Regions from separate parts of the Homo sapiens genome. Here region 1 is linked to region 2. Evidence: chromatin contacts called from ENCODE Hi-C data. All regions are on one chromosome and are shown on one strand. Each heading gives the region's core, a stretch centred on a gene start or an enhancer-like site at or near the end of the contact. The rest is flanking DNA. Distances are from core to core; before and after follow the strand shown. Region 1 overlaps CMTM7 (CKLF like MARVEL transmembrane domain containing 7). Region 2 overlaps OSBPL10 (oxysterol binding protein like 10).

What was found. A loop is a pair of places that touch in the nucleus more often than their neighbours do. Pooled maps may share reads with other maps.
Region 1: a loop to region 2 is called in a pooled map, with 3 times the contacts of the local background. The contact joins two enhancer-like sites. A Hi-C loop is called at or near these places in 5 of 37 single-sample maps with no recorded cell type and 4 of 50 pooled maps.

Annotation. Positions count from the first base shown.
Region 1 is chr3:32,427,066-32,429,765 of GRCh38, reverse strand. All of the region lies in intron 1 of CMTM7 (CKLF like MARVEL transmembrane domain containing 7), which reads right to left. Among named protein-coding and RNA genes, the nearest start is that of CMTM7, 37 kb to the right of the region's middle. Within about 2 kb of position 1,250, at least 7 of the 41 ENCODE cell types and tissues checked have a DNase peak (open chromatin) inside an H3K27ac peak, as active enhancers do.
Region 2 is chr3:31,950,939-31,953,638 of GRCh38, reverse strand. The region is part of intron 1 of OSBPL10 (oxysterol binding protein like 10); the gene reads left to right. Among named protein-coding and RNA genes, the nearest start is that of OSBPL10, 29 kb to the left of the region's middle. RefSeq lists an enhancer at 1,080-1,129. Within about 2 kb of position 1,263, at least 3 of the 41 ENCODE cell types and tissues checked have a DNase peak (open chromatin) inside an H3K27ac peak, as active enhancers do.

The sequences.
Region 1 (2,700 bases), core at 1-2,500, 480 kb before region 2:
AGCTGGGTGTGGTGGCGGGCGCCTGTAGTCCCAGCTACTCGGGAGGCTGAGGCAGGAGAATGGCGTCAACCTGGGAGACAGAGCTTGCAGTGAGCCAAGATCGCGCCACTGCACTCCAGCCTGGGCGACAGAGTGAGACTCCGTCTCAAAAAAAAAAAAAAAAATACACTGCTCCAGCCAGCCGTGATGGCTCACGCCTGTAATGCCAGCACTTTGGGAGGCCAAGGCAGGTGGATCACTTGGTCAGGAGTTTGAGACCAGCCTAGTCAACATGGTGAAACCCTGTCTCTACCAAAACATAAAAATTAGCTAGGTATGGTGACGCATGCCTGTAGTCCCAGCTACTCGGGAGGCTGAGGTGGGAGGATCACTTGAACCCAGGAGGTGGAGGTTTCAGTGAGCCGAGATCATGCCACTGCACTCCAACCAGGGTGACAGAGTGAAACCGTATCTCAAAAAAAAAAAAAAATACACTACTCAATAAGCTTAGAGAAAGAATTAACAGTCATTAAGACAAAAGAGGGGAGGGGGAAAAAAGGATTCAGATTTGCAGTCATCACTCTTCCCATAAAGGCATGAGAGGAAGTTGTGAAATTATTCTTTTTATTTTTAAAACTATAAAATAATAATTCTGTTTAATAAGCAATTCGAGCAGTGTGATACACAATGGGGCTTCATTCAAGAGTAGACAACGATTTTTGGTTCCTTTCGATAAACTGAATGAAAGTGCAATAGTTCACATTCTGACCACAGCCAGACCAAACGATGAGGCTCTACATTCACAAAAGTTACCAGTGCAAATACCAGCGCAGAGCCTTGGTGGGAGCAGGTCTGGTGCAGTCAAGCAAACCCTGGCTGGTGTCTGAGTGGGGCCAGGTGGGCCACAGGTGGGCAGCTGTTATCTGCGGCTTTCCACGACTCTCAGGTGCAAGGTGGGCTGAACACAGCTCATCTAAGTCTCTGTGAAGAATAGAAGAAACCTTCTGGAGCAATGACGATCAGGATTGGCTGGAAAAACAACCAAGCTGCTTGGATCAACTTGGTAGAGAAAAGAGCCTGAGGTGTCTGGAAATATGTCTGGCATGGTATAATTTTACAAGCCAAACAAAGATGTTATGTAAGCAGAAAAAGGAGCAAAAGGGCTCACACTAAGATGAGACTGACTCCTTACAGCCAAAGCCCAGGCCGGCTTAGCCCCCAACAGGGAAGCCGCCCCACAACACCTCAGCTTCGCTCCTTTCTAAACCTCTTTCCTGCCTGAATCTCACAGACACCCTTGACTTCCTGCTCTCTAGAGGCTCAGCAGACACTTAAACCCCTTCCTAATTGACAGTTCATTGAAACTCCTGTTTATTTTACATTTCTCCTCCATGAGGTACCCCGATCTGGTTAGTATTGAGATGAGGAAATGAAGGAAAAATTCAAGGTCAGGCAGGTGGCCCCAGGAGTCGGACTCTGAGGCTGCAGGGAGGACTGAGGCTGCACTCTGGCCACCTCTGGCAATGGGGTTTGTTGCAAAGGGCCTGGGGAGCCCTCTCAGCACCTCTCAGGCAGGCTTTGGAGAGAGCTGGTGGGCCTTCCTCACTGCTCAGGGTATAGCCACAAGCGGGCATCCTTCTCTCCTGCTCCTGTGTGTCCCTGCCATGTATTCTGGGACCAAGCCCCTCTCACAGCACACTCTCCACAGGAAGGACCGTATTTACCCATCACTTCATGGGCCTCAGACCTTCCTTGTGTCCAGACTATGAACAATGCAGTCTCTGCCCTAGCCAGTTTGGCCCAGGGTTAGGTGATGCCACATACTGGCATAGCTTCCTCAGAAGAGGCTATGGGCATGACAGACACTTAAGAGTTTGATCTAATGAGACTTCCTATCCTAAACACTACAGAGGTCTAATACAAAGTCCACACAAAATGAAGCTCACAGATCACGCCAAGGAATAGCCCCAAACTCCCTTTCCAACGTCTGCTTCTACTTTCCCATGCGTGACCCATGTCCAAATTGAAATAGACTACAGGTCATTCTCTATCCTTTAATCTGCCCCCTGCCAAACTCCTGCTTCTAGATCAGATTTCCAATAGAACTTTCTGTGATGATGGAAATGTTCTCTACTTGTGCTGTCCAATATGGCAGCCCATGGCCTCCTGTGACTACTAAGCCTTTATAATGGGCTAGTGTGACCAAAGAACTGAATTCTTAATTTGATTTTCATTAATCTAAATCTATATAGCCCTCATGTAGCTAGTGGCTATGGTATTATACAGTCCCAGACTGTCTAAGAAGCACTCTCTTGCCCTCCTGGTCCCCATACCGAGGGCACCTCTCCCGCCCACCCTTTCTCTAGCATCTGCCACAGCTCCTTCCAGTCTCATTCTCATGCCCTTCATGAGAAGAAACTTCCTTCAGATCCAGGCAGGGTTTGGGTTTCTTTGGATCTCACAAGGCAGCCACTCAATAAAAGAACTCACTACGTGTTTGTCCTGCTCAGTGGGACCAGACCTTTGTCCCTCCTTAGATTAAGTATTGGGCTTCTAGGAAGGGCTACTCAGCTAGTCTGGAGAAGTCAGTAACCTTTCATAAATAGCAGCCAGGGAGTGGTCCCTCCAGCCATGCCCTGAGTTCATTTCTGTGTAAACCCAGTTGTATTTCCACTCAGTTCAATGGCTGGTGCCATTTTCTAGTGGTGTGGCCTTAACTTT
Region 2 (2,700 bases), core at 14-2,513:
AGCCCAGGAGCTTGAGATCAGCCTGGGAAACATGGTAAAACCGTCTTTACAAAAAATACAAAAATTAGCCAGGTGTGGTGGCATGCATCTGTAGTCCCAGTTACTTAGGAGGCTGAGGTGGGAGGATTGCTTGAGCCCAGGAGGCTGAGGCTGCAGTGAGCTGTGATCAAGCCACTGCACTCCAGTCTAGACCCTGTCCTCAACAGCAACAACAACAACAACAGAATCACTTCTGCTTGGTAAGGGGGAAGCAGTGCCCACTCTTTGTGTGTGTGGGGGTATTAAATAATATAATGTGTGGCAACTGAGTGTTGGACACAGCAAGGCTCTGCAGATGTTATTTCCTGCCTTGCTTCTGTCCCGTGGAGAGGTTCTGAAACCTTTCTGCATATTAAAAGTATCTGAGGACCGGGCGCGCTGGCTCACGCCTGTAATCTCAGCACTTTGGGAGGTTGAGGTGGATGGATCACGAGGTCAGGAGTTCAAGACCAGCCTGGCCAAGATGGTGAGACCCCCGTCTCTACTAAAAATACAAAAAAATTAGCCAGGCATGGTGGTGGGCGCCTGTAATCCCAGCTACTCAGGAGGCTGAGGCGGAGCATTGCTTGAACCCTGGAGGCGGAGGTTGCAGTGAGCCGAGATTGCACCATTGCACTCCAGCCTGGGCTACAGAATGAGACTCCGTCTCAAAAAAAAAAAAAAAAAAAAAGTAGGAAGATTTTACAAAAATTTCATCACCAGATCCCATCCTGGACCAGTTGAACCAGAATATAGGACCCTTCCCCGACAGCCACAGTTTAAAGTCACTGATTAGTACCTGAGAGAATCATCTTCACACATATTATCACCACTAATTCTAATAACCACACAAGGCGGGCAGGTTTTAGTAATATTTAATATTTAGTAATATCAGAGCCAACTGATGTTGGGGGGACATTCTAACACAGGTCAGTCTGATTCCAAGTGCCACATCCTTCCTACTATTCTGTGTTCCCTCTGATCCTTTCGTGTGAATGGATTTTACATAGTAGTATGATCATCCCTTCATTCAGTTGTTGATTCCTTCTCATTGCTCCCCATGCTGTGCCTGAAGGTACAGTGGGGACTATTGTAGATGGGTTCCTGCCCCAAGTTGCTGGTGGGCTAGGAAGAAGATGCACAGCAGTGGTTGAACTGCAGCATGCAAAGTGCTCTCACGGAGCGTGACGAGGGATACGCCTGGATGTAGGGTGGGGAACTCTTTTGGAGGAAGTGCCACCTGGTTAAGATCTAGGGTGAGAGAGGAAACATGACTCTTGAAGGGAAGTGAAAGAAGCTCAGAAGGTGAAAACAAGAAAAGAACCTGGACAAACAGATGAATTTATCACTTGAATAGTTTTGCCTCACTGAAGAAAACATATTTCTTAATCCACCTAATGTGTACTAAGGCATGGCTTTCCACTTTGCACCAGGATTCTTTATTTGCATTTGCAAAATAAAACAAAATGCTTTATCGTAGGTTTTCTATAAATTCCAAATTTCATTGAATTTAAGAGTCTTTTGTTTAATATGACTATATGTTAACATGTAAATAAGTTTGTCTTTAGAGCTAACAAATCCTAATAAACAATACTCATTTCCCACCACTCATGGAAGGCACAGATTATAGTAGGAGTTCTGTAAGAGTTGCACACTAATGGAGTTTTAGGCAGGGATTCTTGAATCTTGTGAATTATATCTAATTTTTTTCTTCGCTGGTGGAAATCTTAAGAGTATAGCACGGTGTTAAAGCATGGGTTTTAAAGTTAATGAAAAGCTTAGTTTGTCACTTTCACTTAACTGGATGTGTAAAGTTATCCTACCTTTTTAACTCTCAGTTTCTTCATCAGTAAAATGGGAATAATAATAAATACTCCATATAATTTAAATATATAATTATATAGTTTAAATTAACATTTATATATTAGTTTCTATTTTTATAATTGTATACAATCATAGAATAAATGATCTAAATAGCTTTTTTCTAATATTTGAAAAATATAATTGATTTATATTAAAGAATATATGCAATCATATATGTAACAGAGCATAAGAAAATGAACAGGCATGAGCTCACCATTCACTCTAGGAAGGATAATATAACCACTAGTAGCTCATCTGCCCAAGTATTCTTCTTCAACTCAATCCTTTCCTCCCCTCTTTTAGGTAACCACTAACTCTTGAGTTTCAAGTTCATCATTCCTTCACCTTTGTATAATATAAAGTATTTTTATAATAGATATTTTACAAAAATAATGTGTGTTATCTCTCTGTATTATTTAGTTTTGTTTCTCAGTTTTATATTTTTAAAAGGATGTTGTATATAGTTTTCTGCAAGTCTTTTTTTTTTCCCGTTTTGTTTCCAAAATTGATTCCCGTTATTGTGTCTAACTTCAGTGCATTTCTTTTCAATGCTGTATAACATTCTTTGTGTGACTATGTCACAAATTTTTTATCCTGGTGATGGGTATTTAGGTTGTTCACCATTTCTTCCTCTGTGAACGGTGTTACTGCTGTGTGTAAGTTAGTATGTATCTCCCAGTACACACACGCAAGAATTTCCTTGTGATGTTGATGTAGAAGTTGAATTGTTGGTGTGTTAGTCCGTTTTGCATTGCTATAAAGGAATATCTGAGACTGGGTAATTTATAAAGAAAAGAGGTTTATTTGGCTCATGGTTGT